Linked DNA regions of Homo sapiens: region 2 is linked to region 1. A link is an interaction called in ENCODE POLR2A ChIA-PET data of the cell type or tissue named here. Cell type or tissue: A673. All regions are shown on one strand. Each heading gives the region's core, and the rest is flanking DNA. Links, peaks and the distances in the headings are about the cores only.

The links. ChIA-PET counts read pairs that join two places held together with the same protein. Peaks named below come from ENCODE experiments on the same cell type or tissue, not always from the same donor. Only the 100,000 strongest peaks of a DNase experiment are listed, where the experiment ranks them.
Region 2: POLR2A ChIA-PET joins it to region 1 with 10 read pairs; 5 of 35 experiments call an interaction of 5 or more read pairs at or near these places.

Annotation. Positions count from the first base shown.
Region 1 is chr2:73,855,832-73,864,138 of GRCh38, reverse strand. STAMBP (STAM binding protein) reads right to left here. Exons shown (of 10, transcript NM_213622.4): 8 at 4,773-4,885; 9 at 3,988-4,087; 10 at 1-1,936. The coding sequence ends at 1,880. It overlaps LOC112268419 (a long non-coding RNA gene), which reads left to right and starts at 7,162. Exons shown (of 3, transcript XR_007087106.1): 1 at 7,162-7,518. In A673, for the core only: no CTCF peak of the experiment used is centred there; no DNase peak of the experiment used is centred there.
Region 2 is chr2:73,956,257-73,964,590 of GRCh38, reverse strand. DGUOK (deoxyguanosine kinase) reads right to left here. Exons shown (of 7, transcript NM_080916.3): 5 at 7,351-7,466; 6 at 6,346-6,445; 7 at 5,645-5,881. The coding sequence ends at 5,855. It overlaps DGUOK-AS1 (DGUOK antisense RNA 1), which reads left to right. Exons shown (of 2, transcript NR_104030.1): 2 at 6,384-6,624. Among named protein-coding and RNA genes, the nearest start is that of DGUOK-AS1, 21 kb to the left of the region's middle. In A673, for the core only: no CTCF peak of the experiment used is centred there; no DNase peak of the experiment used is centred there.

The sequences.
Region 1 (8,307 bases), core at 308-8,307:
ATGCAGAAACAACATCTGAGGCTCCACCCTAGAGATTCAGCTTTAATTGGTGGGGGGTAGAACACAGGCATCAGTATTTTTTAAATTGCTCCCTAGATATTTGAATATATAGCCAGGGGTAAGAACTTTAAGTGGAAAGTTCTGACTAAAAGCTAAATTTAGATTTTCAGCAATGGGAAGCTATTGCAGGTTTTTGAGCAAGAGAGAAAACATGAACATGGCTGGAATGTGAGAAGCTTCTCCTGATCAAAGTGTGCAGAACAGACTGGAATGAAGAAATGCTAAAAACAAAGAGACTTGGTAAAAGCCAACGGCTACAGTCGAAATAAAAGGTAAGAAAGCCCTAAGCTAAGTGGTAGACAAAGAATGGGAAGAAGGGGATGGATTTCCCAAAAGCAGAGGACTGGGCAATTTCAGGACTGTTTAGAGCAAGGTGGAACAGCCAGGCTGCTCTGGGCTGCAGCAGGAAATGGCTTGTCCAAGCCCAGCTGGCCCCCAGACCCACCCATACCAAAACAGCAAAGAAGGAATTTCCACTATATGGGGAATTAAGAACCCAAGAGAAGAAAAAGAATATAGAGAACTGGGCTCTTTCAGGGGACAAGTTCAAGGACCACTAACCTAAGCAATAAAGACTGAGACAAAATTTAAAAATGAAGAAAACTTTATGCATTCACAGATTCTCCCTCCCCCACCTAGAATTCTGATAAAGAATAAATCACTCTTCTCCTAGCCAAAGTATTTACTCTCCTGCCCTCACTCGAGGTGTCACAAATGACACCATTATTTCTAGGCCACCTAGAACACCAGGCTCAGCTCACAGAAAATTGCAGTAACAATTGCTGCTTCAAGCGTTTTCCTAGGTATTGCCTTAGTCAGAAAAGAACAGCCAACACAATGAAATTGGTAGGGTGGGGTGGCTGGGAAATGTAATCATTTATTGGAGTGTAACCTGGTACTCCAAACAAAGGCTTCATTATCCTCAGCCAAAAGCATGGAGGGCATAAGGAGGAAGTGAATGGTTGACCCATTTGAGACAGCACCAAAAGAACAGAGATGACTTCACAACACCTCTGGAAGATGGCAACAGGCAGATAAAAAACAAGGAGTAATTAAAAGTGAACTGGGACACACCATCAGTGTCAGTATATCTCAAATTCCATTTTTCCTTCACCTTTCCAAAACAACCATACCTTTTTTTTAACCTGTTTATACAATGCTTGATCAAATGGATCACTCTGAAGCACAAAAACATAAGTTAATTGTTACTTTATTGTAGAGGAAAAATATCCTGAAATATTTATTAAATAACAATAATTCCTGACAAAATCATTCTTCGGGATGTGTTAGCCAAACAATCTGGTCAAATGGAGTAAGCTGTCCCTCACCCCAGTAATAAGCTCCATTCATATTGCCATAAACCACAGGAAAATCCAAAAGATTTTCTAAATGGCTTCCAAATTTCTGCACAGATGCCCTTATTGAGCCCAGAGGTAAATATAAACAAATTGAAATTAGAGAGAAATTAGAAGGATAGCTGAGAGGAAAAAAATGTTAACAATTGGTGAATCCAGAAGGAAGGGTATATGGGGGTTCATTATACCATTCTTTCTTAATTTCTGAGCTACTTAATTTCTGAGTAACTTAATTTCTGAGTTACAGTTGCTTTTGGGTGACCATGTTCTCTTTCTGACTTGCCTAAAAAATATGTTCAGTTATTTCTTTTCAAACCTGAAATACAAAATCAGCTCTTTCTCAGGTGATGCCCCCCTTTCTACTATCTACAAAAACTTCCAAAGCTTTCTAGAAAGCTTAAATTAAGGGGCTACAGTACACTGATATGGTTTTGTTGTTCTTGGAAGGTGTTGGACTCAAACGCTCATCGAAGGTCTGTGATGGTCACTGCTCTGTCCACAACAGTCACGTGGCTGCAGCTCTGCAATAGGAAAAAAGAAAGGTGGAGTCCTAGAAAATTCTGAAAAGTCTTTTTTTTTTTTTTCTTCATATAGGGTCTTGCTCTGTTGCCCAGGCTGGAGTGCAGTGGCACGATCTCGGCTCACTGCAACCCCCGCCTCCTGGGTTCAAGCGATTCTTCTGCCTTAGCTTTCCCAGTAGCTGGGATTACAGGCACGAGCCACCATGCCTGGCTAATTTTGTGTTTTTAGTAGAGGTGGGGTTTCGCCATGTTGGTCAGCCTGGACTTGAACTCCTGACCTCAAGTAATCTGCCTGCCTCAGTCTCCCAAAGTATTGGGATTATAGGCGTGAGCCACCGTGCCCGGCCTGAAAAGTCATTTTAAAAAACCACTTTTTGGCTGGGTGCGGTGGCTCACGCTTGTAATCCCAGCACTTTGGGAGGCCAAGGTGGGCAGATCATGAGGTTAGGAGATCAAGACCATCCTGGCCAACATGGTGAAACCCTGACCCTACTAAAAAAAAAAAAAAAAAAAAAATTTAACCCGGTGTGGCGGCGCGCACCTGTAGTCCCAGCTACTCGAGAGGCTGAGGCAGCAGAATTGTTTGAACCTGGGGGGCAGAGGCTGCAGTGAGCTGAGATCATACCACTGCACTCCAGCCCGGCAACAGAGCGAGACTCTGTTTCAAACAAAAACAAAAACAAAAACAAAAACAAAAAAACCCTTATTTAAAATGTTCATTCTAGGCTAGTGGTTCTCAGTCTGGAAGCCAGACTGCTATTTAAGTGGTAGTTGTGGTAAGAGTCTGGGACTCATTACTACCACCAGTCCCACCTGTAGATGGAATCAGTGTTTGCCCATTTACCTTTGTTTATTTTTAAAATGTATATACATTCTAGACTCATTCTTTGATTCCTAAACTTGGGAACAAATAGTGTCATCCCTAAAATATATATTAATTTAAAAGAATTACTGAATTCATCACAGTTTTTTTAGCTATGATGTCACCCAAATAATAAAGTATACCTACTGTCACATGGTGAGAGAAGAATGCTCCCTTTTGGCATGCAACAGGGGCCTTTATAACTGAAAACATGGGCACTGGTGCCCCAGACCTTTTTTTCTGATTGTGTAGTCTTTGTTTCAACATCCTAGTACTTAGACATTCCAAGGCAGACTGATCTATTTTTGAACAGATTTGTCAGAAAGTTCTTCCTCACGCTCAGCAGAAAACCATCATTCCATGAAGTCTTTGTTTTAGTGCTAGGAGTGACGTGAAATATACCCAATCCCTTTTTTTATACTTCAACTCTTCTAACACTTGAAATCAGCTCTCAGATCCTTCCTGGGGTTTCTCTTCTAAGCATCTCCAGGTCCTTTTAAGTGTCAAGGTTCTTAGTCCCTTTTCCATATTGCTCACTTTTCTCTGAACCCAAAAGAAATAATACTCCATGGCCAGCATGGAGTAATGCAACACCATCAAATCAGCTTGCAGGGGCAAATGGAAACATACTGATCTTATCATCAACTAAACTTTTTATTCACAGACCACAACATAGGGAAAAAAGAACTTTGTAGGAAGGTCGTAAAGCCCCTATGATTTAAGCAAAATTCTACAAATATACTTAATTTACCTATCTGAAGTGGCTTCTCTTTTCCTTTGCCTTCAAATCTCTTATTGAAGTACAGGCTTAGAAAGAGACATTGATGAAAGGAAAAAGTAACATTTAATAAGCCAGCAACTGCATTACGTACTTCCTGCACATTACTTCATTTAATCATCTCAAGAACCCTATAAAGTAGGTGTTATTATTATGCCTATTTTATAGATGGGAAAACTGAGGCCCAGGAACGGTAAGTAGCCCAATCAAAGGCACACAGTGGCAAAGCTAAGATTCAAATCTATTCCTGTCCCACACTGCTTCTCATGTACGTCCTTATTATGGAGATCTGGCAAGGTAAGTGACAAAGCTGGTCTTCTGTGTGGATCAGAAAGGATGATGCATTTCATCAGCTCTGACTGTCCTCCCTGCTTGAAGCATAGCCCCATTTTCTTTTACATAGATACGTACACAGAACAGAGGTGGATCCTTGCTGTGTGGATGAAATCCTTTCTGGCGACAGGAAGAAATCTCCTCTAGTCCATGGTCAGTTAGTTTAAAGAATCCAGTTCTGAAATTTAAAAAAGGCAGGCTAAGAGTCAAGCAAAGGTGTCCCTCCATCCCAAACATATGCACGCACACACACACCAGCATGCACACTCACACAGCAGGGCAGAGGTCATTGTGAGACAGCTTCTGTAGGATGCTGCCTCACAGGTCTCTTCTCTGGTGAATGAATCACAGTTAGAGAATGACTCATTACTGCCATCACACTAGTTTTGCTGGAGAATTCATAGTAAATAATCAAAGTGGGAGTAGAGACAGGATTTGGTATGAAAAAGAAGTGCATTCTGAGATAATGTGTTTGATTTTGAAACTTTCTTATTTTTTATTTTTATTTTTTTATTATATTTTTTTATTTTTTATTTTTTATTTTTTTATATTTTATGATTTTGAAACTTTCTAATCCAACATAAAACTCTTGACATTCCTATCGCTTCAAGTCAAACACTTCAAATTTCTTGTAGACTTTTCTTAGAAAAGCAACTAAGTTGTTACTTGGATATCTTTTTGAACAAGCATGATAGATAAATCATGATATGGGGCTTAAAAGGAAGCCCTTTAGAATAACCAACTTACATTATAATCTATGTATTTTACAAAGGACAAGTCCACAAGAATAGAGACCTTTTCCCCTGAGGCTTTCTTCCCTACTACCCCCTTGAAACACCCAGAACCATGCCCTCTATACTCACTCCTGGAACTTGGGGGAGCAAACAATGGCTACTGACTCTGGCAACATCATCTGGTAAGAGCAGTGAGTGTGTAGGTCGACACTGGAGAGAAACGCGGTCTGTGTGGGGTGAGTCTGAGGAGAGAAAAAGAGTCAGAGGACTCTTAGCGAGGATATATGGTAATCCCTCCTTATTTGCGATTCCCTTTCTGAGGTTTAAAGCTATCCATATCAACTGCAATCTGAAAATATTACATACGATAACATACTTTGAGAAAGAGAGATCATCTTCACATAACTTTTATTACACTGTATTTTTATAACTGTTCTGTTTTATTATAGTTGTTGTTAATCTCTTCCTGTGCCTAATTTATAAATTAAACTTTATCGCAAGTATGCATGTATAGGAAAAAAACATAGCATATATAGGGTTTGGTACTATCTGTGATTTCAGGCATCCATTGGGGGGTCTGGGCTCATATCCCCTGAGGATAAGGGGGGGACTACTCTGACATACAACCAAGTCTGGTCTCTGAAGGAAGTAAAGCCAAACAGTTCTCAACAGCTGGTCACAATCTCCTTTGTAAGTGAGAAGCCATCTGCAACCATGAGAGGTCCACCTGAGGTTCCTAATAAGTAAGGAAGCTCCTTTCCAGCACTGTAAACAAATATTGCTTAATACCAGTATGTGAAGAGACTCATAATTTCTTTCCTTTTTTAAGTTCAAGAGACTTACTATACAACATGGTGACTACTGTTCATCACAATGTATTATACACTTGAAAACTGCTTAAGAGAGTAGATTTCAAGTGTTCTCACCACAAAAAAGTATGTGACATAATGCATATGCTAATTAGCTTGATTTTCCCATTCCACAATATATGCATACATATTTCAAAACATATAGACTATTGTTATTTGTCAATTAAAAAAAGAAAAAACAAAAACAGGCTGGGCATGGAGGCTTATGTCCGTAACCCCCAGCACTTTGGGAGGCTGAGGAGGGCAGATCATTTGAGGTCAGGAGTTTGAGACCAGCCTGGCCAACATGGTGAAACCACATCTCTCTTAAAAATACAAAAGTTGGCTGGGCGTGGTGGCGGGCACCTGTAATCTCAGCTATTCGGGAGGCTGAGGCAGGCAGATCATGAGGTCAGGAGATCAAGACCATCCTGGCTAACATGGTGAAACCCTGTCTCTACTAAAAAAAAAAAAAAAAAAAAAAAAAATACAAAACAATTAGCCAGGCGTGGTGGCACGCGCCTGTAGTCCCAGCTACTTAGGAGGTTGAGGCAGGAGAAGAGCATGAACCCGGGAGGTGGAGCTTGCAGTGAGCCGAGATCGCGCCACTGCACTCCAGCCTGGGTGACAGAGCGAGACTCCATCTCAAAAAAAAAGAAAAAGAAATAAGGAGTATAAACAATTATTGGAAACTGGAAGAGCTGTCTGTGGTGAAGGATACAATGAGAGAGGGGAAGGGGATGAAAATAACTAAATGAAATAACTTAGATTGCATTGTCCCCAGCAGAATGACAACTAAACAGATGAGGATTTGTCTGAAGAGCAATCGTGGGGAGATGCCACAAGTGGGGTGGGGGAGATTCCACTTCAGTTCCTGGGTAGGTGGATGTATGCCCTCACTTACATTGTGCAGAACCATAATTCTGAGATTCTGTAGAGTGTCTGATGAATGATAAGGTGATCTTTTTCTAATGGAAAGTAACAGCATTAAGCCCAGGCAAGCGCATGCCGTCCTAGCTCATGGTTATAGATGACATACCAAATAACCCACCCACCACATTTCATCTAATTCACTCAGACAACCTTCTCAGGGAGAGAGCTCCCAGAGGTCACCAAGGCTGTACTGGACAAAAGTAAACTGTGGACGAAGAGGCTTGGAACTTTCTGGCTTCCCTTGTTTGAAGGCAGTGGAAGATGTTAGGCAGCTTGAGCACTCAGGGGGAAGGGGGAACTGGAGTAGGCAGACAAAAAGGGAGGTAAACACAAAGGGGGAACTTTCTTCTCTGTACTACTCAAAACGGGGACTCTGATCCCACTGGTTCAGAAGATCTAGGGTACCTGATGGGTTCTGGAATTCCTGGTTGGATGAAGGACTGTAGGCGCAGAGCCTTGATGCGAGAAGGCATCAAGACATCGGGCCATTAAACAGGTAGGGTATGGAGAGGACCCAGGGACAGAACTCAAACCTTCCATCTGGGGCATCATCGGGGAAAGATACTGTTCCACAGTGTTAAAACTCAAAGACCACTGCAAAGTGGGAGAAAAACAGAATTCTGAGGCTGGAATAGACAAGGCAGAAGAATTCAATGCTGTGCCACATTCCAGTTAAACAAATTCTGACCTCACAAAAGGAAATCAAGATCTAGGTTCCAAGTGTGAAGAAAAGGCTTCCCTGGGGTTGGTGTGTGCTAGCCAGGAGATCAGTATGGTGGGTCTTGTGGGGTGTGAGAACTGGCAAGGGGAACCCCATCTCAGATGACAGCACACAGAAACTGGCTTGGAGACCTCCTTCAGGCACATACCTGCTGCACAAAGATCACCAGACAGTAGGAGTGGAGACAGGAAAAGACATTTGCATCTCAGGGTTGGAGACAGAAGAGGGGGTTGTTTGTTGATATTTCCTGCTCTAGCTCTCCTGTTCTTGAACCAAATTGGAAGAACTCAAGGACTATGATGTTGGATTCACCCAGGGATCCATGGAATCAAAGGTGTTAATGGGGTTGTCATGATGGGCATCCATGGACAAGGTAGGTGGGTGTCCTCAACAATTGTGAATGGCACTCAGTGGCCCTTGGAACTTTTGCTAGGGAATTTCTTCTATCTCCTCTAAGAAGTGTTTCTCTCTGGATGATTCAGGCTTTGGTTTTTCAAGAGACTCATAATTTCTAACTGACCATCAAGACTTATTTGGTTCCTTACAAGGTCTCTTCATACCACTGAGTCACCCATTCTGGAACAGATGGTACATACCCAATATTTCAACATGGTGGAAGTCAAGGACTTAGTAAACCACAATTAGATGAATGATTCTTCTCTCCCACAGAGGTGTTAAAAGGTCAAACATGAATCAGGTTCTATAGGCAAAGGCTGTCCTGTAGCTAAAGCATCATCCAAGGAAGATATGGGAGGTAGGGGAATACTTGAATTTCAGTTGATAGTTAAACCATACAAAGGAGACCATTCTGTTTGGAAGGAGAACACGATGCTAAAATTTGAGGTTAATCAGTTAAAATATCACCTAAATGTGCATCCCGATTATTTGTTTCCATTGTTTGTTTTATTAAGCACATATTTTATATACAAAACAGACAACTATATAATGACTTATGTTCATCTTAGAGGAGGTGTGATCTTAGGTAACAAAAATGGAAAAAGATCTAGCATGATTCAAAAAGACAACCAACCTTCACTGACAGAAAAGCACAGACAATAAAGACATGCAATTGACTAGCGTTTTCAAACCTGCTGTCCAAAAAAACAAATCTCCTGAGGAGCTTGACAAAAGCCCAGACTCCTGCACCCCACTCCTAGAAAGA
Region 2 (8,334 bases), core at 212-8,211, 100 kb before region 1:
GGCAGGGGAGGGGCCATTCCTGCCATTCCTAGGCATGGCCACTGCTACAATGGGGACCATATGACTGCTATGGAAGAGGAGGAGAGGTGGGATGAATGCTGGGGAGTCAACCACAATTTCCACTACACCTTCAACTAGAGAGACAGAAACAGGTGCAGAGAAGATTTGAAAGATTTCAGAGATGAATAGGCAGAATTTGTTGAGAATGAGTGTAAGTGGGGGGTCAAAGATAACACCAAGGTTTTTAATGTGGCCAACGGGGTGAATGGAGAAGCAGGGGAAATGGCTTTGCTGGCTGGGTTGGGGTAGGGTTGGTGGTGGGTATGCGGGTGGGGAGAACTGTTTTGTACCCATTGAGCATAAGGGATCCGGGTTGTGAAATCCATAGTTTGATATAGCTCTAGCTTTAAAAGACATCCTCCTGTTTGGGATTTGCTTCAGAATAATGAGAGTGGGGGTAGGCTGTAGGTGAAACCAGATTGGTTCTGAGTAGATAACCGAAGTGGGTGAGAAAGTCGAAGTTGGCGAGAAAGTCGAAGTTGGCGAGAAAGTCGAAGTTGGCTCATGCTAAGAAGGTAAAAAGCTGCCCTGCGACTCAACAGGCTGGGAGGACATTACACAGCTAAAGCCAGTCACAAAAGTTACCATGAAACAGTATTTCTCCCACGAGCACGTTGTAGCCGTAAAGTGTCATAATGACCCCTTTCCTTGTGTGACTACTGCTTTCTGACTCATAGAGAAACCTTGTTCTTTAAAATCATGAACTATCAGAAACTTTGCTGTGTGAAATGTTAAATGTTATCAGTAAAAACTTTGCTGTGTGAAATGTTAAATGTTATCAGTAAAAATTCCTTTTTTTTTTTTTTTTGGCCAGAAGATTCTAAGTCACTTTGACACAGAGAAGTTGTCTTGGTTTCCAAGCCAGGTTCAGAGTTTCACGTAAGGAGCTTCTGAACACAAATTCCATGTTTGTCTTAACTTTGTACTTTCTAGGGAAACAAACCTGAGTTCACCGAACAGTTCAGAACAGACTCCTTTATACACAGTCCTGCTTTGCTTTGCACCTATCCAAACAATGCTTCATTCAATTTTACCAAAACTCTAGTTTTCCTTAAAATCCTGTAACGGTATATTTTCCTGTTTGGTGAGATGCCCCACAGTTCCTCTGGTATGTGGTCTTCCTCATTGCAATCTGACCTTCTCAAACTCAAGGTTCGTTTCTGGTGATCTTAGGCTGATTGGGCTAGAATGTGGGTATGGGGGTACAGGGGTGCTTGATACCATTCCCTCTTGCATATGATTCACATTTTCCATAAAATTTCCAAGTTCATAAGAAGTCTTCACCCCATGAGAATAGTAGGAGCCATGATAGTGTTTGAGATCTGCGGAAAGCAGAATAGCAGCCTCCCTCCCACCCCGCAGCTTAGATTTCCCAGAGGGGGCCAGTGTAATCACGTGGGTCCTTGAAAGCAGAGAAGGATTCCTGGCTGTGGTTAGAGATGCAACACTACTGGCTTTGAAGATGAAGGGGCCACAAGCCAAGGAATGTGGGCAGCTTCTAGAAGACAGAAAAGGTAAAGAAACGGAGTCTCCTCTAGAAACTCCAGAAAGAAAAGCAGCCCTGTTGATAACTTGATTTTGTCCCAGTGAGACCCATGTCAGAGTTCTGACCTCCAGAGCTGTAAGATAATAAATGTATGCTGCTTTAAGCTGTTACATTTGTGGTAATTTGATAATGGCAGTGATAGAAAACAAATCCAAGATCACGCAGAGGGAGTGGACGAAGACAGAAATGAGCCAAGGGTACCTTGGGGACACCAACACTTTCGAGGAAAAGAGAAAAAGATGGCAGCCCAGGAAGCAGAAGGGGAGGCATCAAATGTAGGGGAGCCAGGAGAGACCCATGAAGGAGAAAGTGGTTCAGAAAATGTAAACTGCTATTTAAGTGAGGGCTGAAGAAGGTTAAATAGTATTAAAATTTTAAAGTGCATGTTATTTCGTTGCATCACTTCCTCTGTGATTCTGGTATTTGCATATAACAAACAATCTCTTTTACTTGAAATTATCACCTTCTGAGAGTTTGAGAACTTTCACAACCTTGATCCTTGTTATAAACCCATCAAGGTAATATTCAGGTTCCAGAACAGCAGGTTTTACCACATCGTAAGCCAGAAAGAAATGCAGCTATTTCTTATGTGTTAATCCAAATTTTTTGACGCTGGGAGTTGGCCTAAACCAAGAATAACAGCCATCCAGACTGGCCTGAGTGTAGAGTAGGGACCGTTTTAGTGTGACCTCCACTCTCTAGCGTCCACTTTAAAAACCCACGGTGCCCAAGGTTTCAGCCTGCCTTCCTGTGGTCCTAATCTGCACACTTACAGGCTCCACCCAGACCTACTTGTCCCTCCCCCACAATTTAAGATTCAAAATTACTGCTGCTCATTAATATGTTTACTCTCTACAGATGATCTCGGCTACAAATTTGGAAAATGACAAATATCACCTAGGTTACACTGTTGATGGCCCGCACTATCCTAGAGGATATTTACTTTTTTTTTTTTTGAGACAGAATCTCGCTCTGTCACCCAGGCTAGGGGGCAGTGGTGCAATCTCGGCTCACTGCAGCCTCTGCCTCCCAGTTCAAGCAATTCTTCTGCCTCAGCCTCCCGAGTAGCTGGGACTATAGGCCTGCACTACCATGCTCAGCTAATTTCTGATTTTTAGTAGAGATGGGGTTTCACCTTGTTGGCCAGGCTGGTCTCGAACTCCTGACTTCAAGTTATCCGCCCGCCTCGGCCTCCCTAGGTGCTGGGATTACAGGCTTGAGCCACAGTGCCCAGCCAACGTTTACTTTCTAAAAGGCAATATTTACCAATAGAGATGCTGAATTTGTAGACTTTCAGGCTTTAAAACTAGGTGAAGAGTGTAGTGGCTTACATCTGTAATCCTAGCACTTTGGAAGGCTGAGGCAGGAGAATCACTTGACACCAGAAGTTGGAGACCAGCCTGGGCAACATAGTGAGACAGTCTCTACTAAAAATAAAATAATTAGTGGGCGCGGTGGTGTGCACCTATAGTCTCAACTACTCAGGAGGCTGAAGTAGGAGGATGGCTTGAGCCCAGGAGTTCAAGGCCGCAGTGAGCTGTGACTGCACCACTGCACTCCAGCCTGGGCAACACAGTGAGACTGTTGTGGGGGAAGAAAGGAACGAAGTACTGATACATGTTACCACTTGGATGAACTTTGAAAACATTATGCTCAGTTAAAAAAAAAAGTTACAGGAGACAACATAGTATGATTCTATTCATATGAAATTGCAGGAATAGGCAAATCTACAGAGACAAAAGTAGACTGGTTGTTGCCTAGGGCTGGGAGTTGGCAGCAGGGAAACTTGGGGGAGATGGGGTATGGGCTTTCTTTTTGGGGTGATGAAAATGTTCTGGAATTGTGGTATTGGTTATACAGCCCCATGACTACTATACTACAAACTATTGAATTGTATACTTTATTTTTTGTTTTTATTTATTTATTTATTGAGATGGAGTTTTGCTCTTGTTGCCCAGGCTGGAGTGCAGTGGTGCGATCTTGGCTCACTGCAACCTCTGCCTCCTGGGTTCAAGCGATCCTCCTGCTCTGCCTCCTGAGTAGCTAGGATTACAGGCACACACCACCACACCCGGCTAATTTTTTGTATTTTTATTGGAGACGGGGTTTCACCATGTTGGCCAGGCTGGTCTCAAACTCCTGACCTCAGTTGATCCACCTGCCTCAGCCTCCCAAAATGCTGGGATTACAGGCGTGAGCCACCACGCCTGGCCTGTACACTTTATTTTTAAGAGATAGAGTCTCGCTCTGTCACCTACAAGTGCAGTGGCAGGATCATAGCTCACTGCAGCCTCCTGGGTTCAAGCGATCCTCCCACCTCAGCCTCCCAAGTAGCTAGGACTACAGGCTCACTCCACCACACCTGGCTTATTTTTTTAATTTTTACTTTTTTGGAGAGCTGGCCTCTCGTTATGTTACCTAGGCTGGTCTCAAACTCCTGGCCTCAAGCAATTCTCTTACTTTGGCCTCTCAAATCTCTGGGATTACAGGTGTGAGCCACTGTGTGTGGCCTGAATCGTACAGTTTAGATGAGTGAATTGTATAATATGTGAATTATGTATCAATAAAGCTATTAAAATGTTTTAAATAAGTAGGATAAGGAAATTGCCATACTTTTATATTAAAACATTACTTTTTTTTTTTTTTTTTGAGACAGAGTTTCGTTCTTGTCGCCCAGGCTAGAGTGCAGTGGTGTGATCTCAGCTCACTGCAACCTCCGCCTCCTGGGTTCAAGCGATTTTCCTGCCTCAGCCTCTCAAGTAGCTGGGATTACAGGCATACACCACCACGCCCGGATAAATTTTGTATTTTTGGTAGAGATGGGGTTTTGCCATGTTGCCCAGACTGGTCTTGAACTGCTGACCTCAGGTGATCCACCTGCCTTGGTCTCCCAAAGTGCTGGCATTACAGGTGTAAGCCACCTTGCCTGGCCTATGTATTTGTTAGAAACCAATCTCACATTCATTTCCCCAAAGCATAAAGGACAGAAACACAGATTTCTGTCTTCTGGGGCACTCTTACGTCCCCAGATCATTCATCTTCCTGTGTACCTGCAGAACCGTCAAGGGTTCAGTGCAGATCTGCTCCTGTGAATCATGGACCTGCAGGCTTCTGGCAATGGAGCACTTCAATCCTATAGAGCCATGTATTTTTCTTCCCTTAACAATAAATTCTATTTGAAGGGTAAAGAGCACAACAAAAAATTTTTTTTTTTTTTTTCCTGCACAGAGAGATCCACTCCATTAACGTTATCTGGAAGTCATTGGGTAAGGTATTTAGACAAAGATAGAGTGCCGGGCGGGCCAATCTTAAATGTCAGATGCTTAACTTTTGGGTTCTTGCTGTTTTCTACCTTTTTCTTTTGGCCAGGTTCTTTAGCTCTAGGACAAGGGTTTAAGTTCCCCACACCTGTCCCCTATGTCAAGAGTGGCAGATGGGAAGAGATAAAGAAGCTTCCTGGAGTTCATGCTCCATTTCCTGCTCTGGGGGGCTCACATTTAAGATCCCACCCACTCTTGAGCCACTTTATTTCCCTTCTTCATGCATGGCAGGTAGGGCTTGGGTTAGAGTTCTGGGAGCAATTTGAAAATTGCTAGTTGATATGGTTAGGCTTTGTGTCCCCAGCCAAATCTCATCTTGAATTGTAATCCCCAGGTGTCAAGGGAGAGACTTGGTGGGAGGCGACTGTATCACCGGGACAGGTCCCCCATGCTGTTCTCATGGCAGTGAGCTCTCAAAAGATCTAATGGTTTTATAAGGCAGGTTTCCCTGCTCTTTCTTGCACTCGCTCATTCACCTGCCACCATGTGAGATGTGCCTGTTTCCCCTCTGCCATGATTGTAAGTTTCCTGAGGCCTCCCCCACCATGCGAAACTGTGAATCGATTAAACCTCTTTCCTTTAGAAATTACCCAGCCTCAGGTAGTATCTTTATAGCAGTGTGAAAACGGACTAATACACTAGTCTAGAGGTGAATTTAGAGCAAGCACCAAGAGATACATGCTGAAATAAATGAGCAACTGAATTAGAAAAACAAGCATAACTTAAGTAAACTTTATTTTCAAAATGCTTCAGGTACAAAAGAAAACAATGGCAAAGTCTAACAATAATTAACAAACCAGCTCTTGAGCGGCAGAGTGCTCCAGGGATGAGAGGGGCTGGGGATGGAAAGGTGGTTGGGAGACACAACATTTTTCTAGCTTCAGAAAGTCAGGGAGCCCAGATCACAGCCTGAACTTCATGGTATTGGTTACAGATTCTTTACAAAGGTGTTTACCTGTGGGAAGGAGAAAATCAGAAGTTTAATTTCACATTTTTAACAGAATTTTCAATGGTCCACCCCCAATGCATATGCAGCCAAGCCCATGAGGTTTTTGTGAGGAAAGGAAAATAATAGGCATGGAGAAGAAATGTGGGCAGCCCAGGGTCATATAGCATCAAGTGGCAGAGCTGGGAATAGAATCCAGTAGTCTCATTTCCCTAGTTTTAGGATGCCTTAGAGAAGAAAGTCAGCTGGCAAGCACATGTTACAAGTCAATTATTTAACAATTATTAGTCCAGCATACTTTAGAGAATAGGGATATTTGTAATCTGCACAAGATTCCATAGGCCTTGGAGTGTGAAATGCAATGTGAGATGCAAAGCACAAGACCCATGATATTGAACTTTGAAGCAAAGGCCAGAAAGATAAAAGTACAACAAAGGAAACCACCAGAAAACAGGAGTTAAAGTCCTTCCCACCTCTCTCATGAGGTCTTCTTGTTTGGTTACTTCCTCAGAAAAATCATCATTGACATCCAACACCAGCACTGGAATGTTCATCAGAGCCTCAAAGTGGAGCCTATAAGAAGCGTGAACGTTTGGGGGACAGAAAAAAAGAAATGTAACTTGAGTCAAGTTTCACATACTCGCCAAGTCTTACTCAGAGAACAGATCTAAATTCAACATGACTTTTCAAAGAAACTGCATGTAAACTGCATTTAAAAAAACAAATTCAATAAAGTTGGCCGGAAACAGAAAGGTTGAGGTTTCTCTTCATTCTTGAGAGTGATACTAACAAACAGTCAGAGCACCAAACATTTTAAGTGGACAACAAACCAAGCCTAAAGGGAGGACAGGCAGAAACCAGGAATGCCAACTTAGTAATACTGACAATTTCTCTAACATTTTCAGCCCTTCATGCTGAGCCAACTATCACCATCAATCACAATGTTCAGTCTAGGGAAATGTTAAGAAACAAAGAAAAAGCTGGAGAAATACAATCTAATAAAAAGGCCCTTGGAATGTAAAGATTATATTCAATATTAAACTTCTTCTGGGCATCTCACTCTGTCGCCCAGGCTGGAGTACAGTGGTGCGATCTCGGCTCACCGCAATCTTTGCCTCCCAGGTTCAAGCGATTCTCCTGCCTCAGCCTCCCGAGTAGCTGGTATTACAGGCGCCTGACACCACACCTGGCTAATTTTTCTATTTTTAGTAGAGACAGGGTTTCACCATGTTGGCCAGGCTGGTCTTGAATCCTGACCTCAGGTGACTGCCTCAGCCTCCCAAAGTGCTGGGATTACAGGCGTGAGCCACGGTGTCCAGCAATATTAAACTTCTGAGTTGGAAAATGCTTGACATTTCCAACCATTTCCAGTATATTCTGAACCTTCCTACAGGGGGCTGCATGCTGAACTTGTTTTTAACAACTGGCTGTTGGGAGCCAGGTCTCTGTCTCTGATACATTCTTTTCTCCCCACTTACTTCGTTGTCTTGTGAATAAGCCAGGCTTCGTGTTGGCCATGCAGCTGCTCTAGATAGGCCAGCTCAATTCCTTTCTCCTCCTCCCTGGCCCTCTGGTACAGTCTCTTCAAACAAACCTAAAAGACAGTCCCCAAGCCCTGATGAGCTCTTTGCTGTTTTGGCTGCTACAATGCAGTCTTCGGGGGCTCTGAGGCCCACCCATAATGTCTATCTTGGGCATTACAAGCCATGCCTTTGCTTCTGCTGTCTTGTTTTCTTATGCAATCAGAGGATCTACACCATTCTTTTCCCATCTCCACCTTAAACCTGCTCTTCCTCTGAAGTATCCTAAGTCGGTTAATGATGAACATCATCCATCCAGTCATCCAAGCCACGGACCTGGAATTTTCCTTGTTTTTCCTTCTCCCTACTATATCTGGGAAGTCACTCAATTCTCTTTCATCTCTCTAGAATGTTCTCTCCTTGCCTCTCCTCTCACCTCTGCCCTGGTCGGGTCCTCTTTACTTCTTACCTGGATTATGGCAAGAGCCTTCTGGTTCTGCCTCCTGGAGGCAGGGAAGCATATGGACAGAGTACAGGCCTTAAGGTCAGAAAGTCCAGGAGTAAATTCCTGCCTTCATAAGGTACTAGCAGTGCAGTCCTTGTGGGCTTCTATTTCCTCATTGTCTACCCATCCACAGGTCACTGAGGTAAGTTGTATTGAGCTCCTGGCAAAAGCTGTTCCCTCCTTCCAGTTTTTCCCCTTCACTCCACCCGTCTGTAGTACGGCAATATAATGACATGACTTTCCTTGCTGAAAATACTTCACAGGCTCTTTACCGCCTACAGCCATAGCCCCAGGGTTCAAAGCAGTATGTATGAATAGCATTGCATTTATAAAATGTTAGGTAATTTGAAATATCTCTTTCATGTCATACCAAACATTCACTCAGGAATAGAATGTAAAATTTGCACAGGTCAAAGATAAAACAAAGAAGTGGAAAA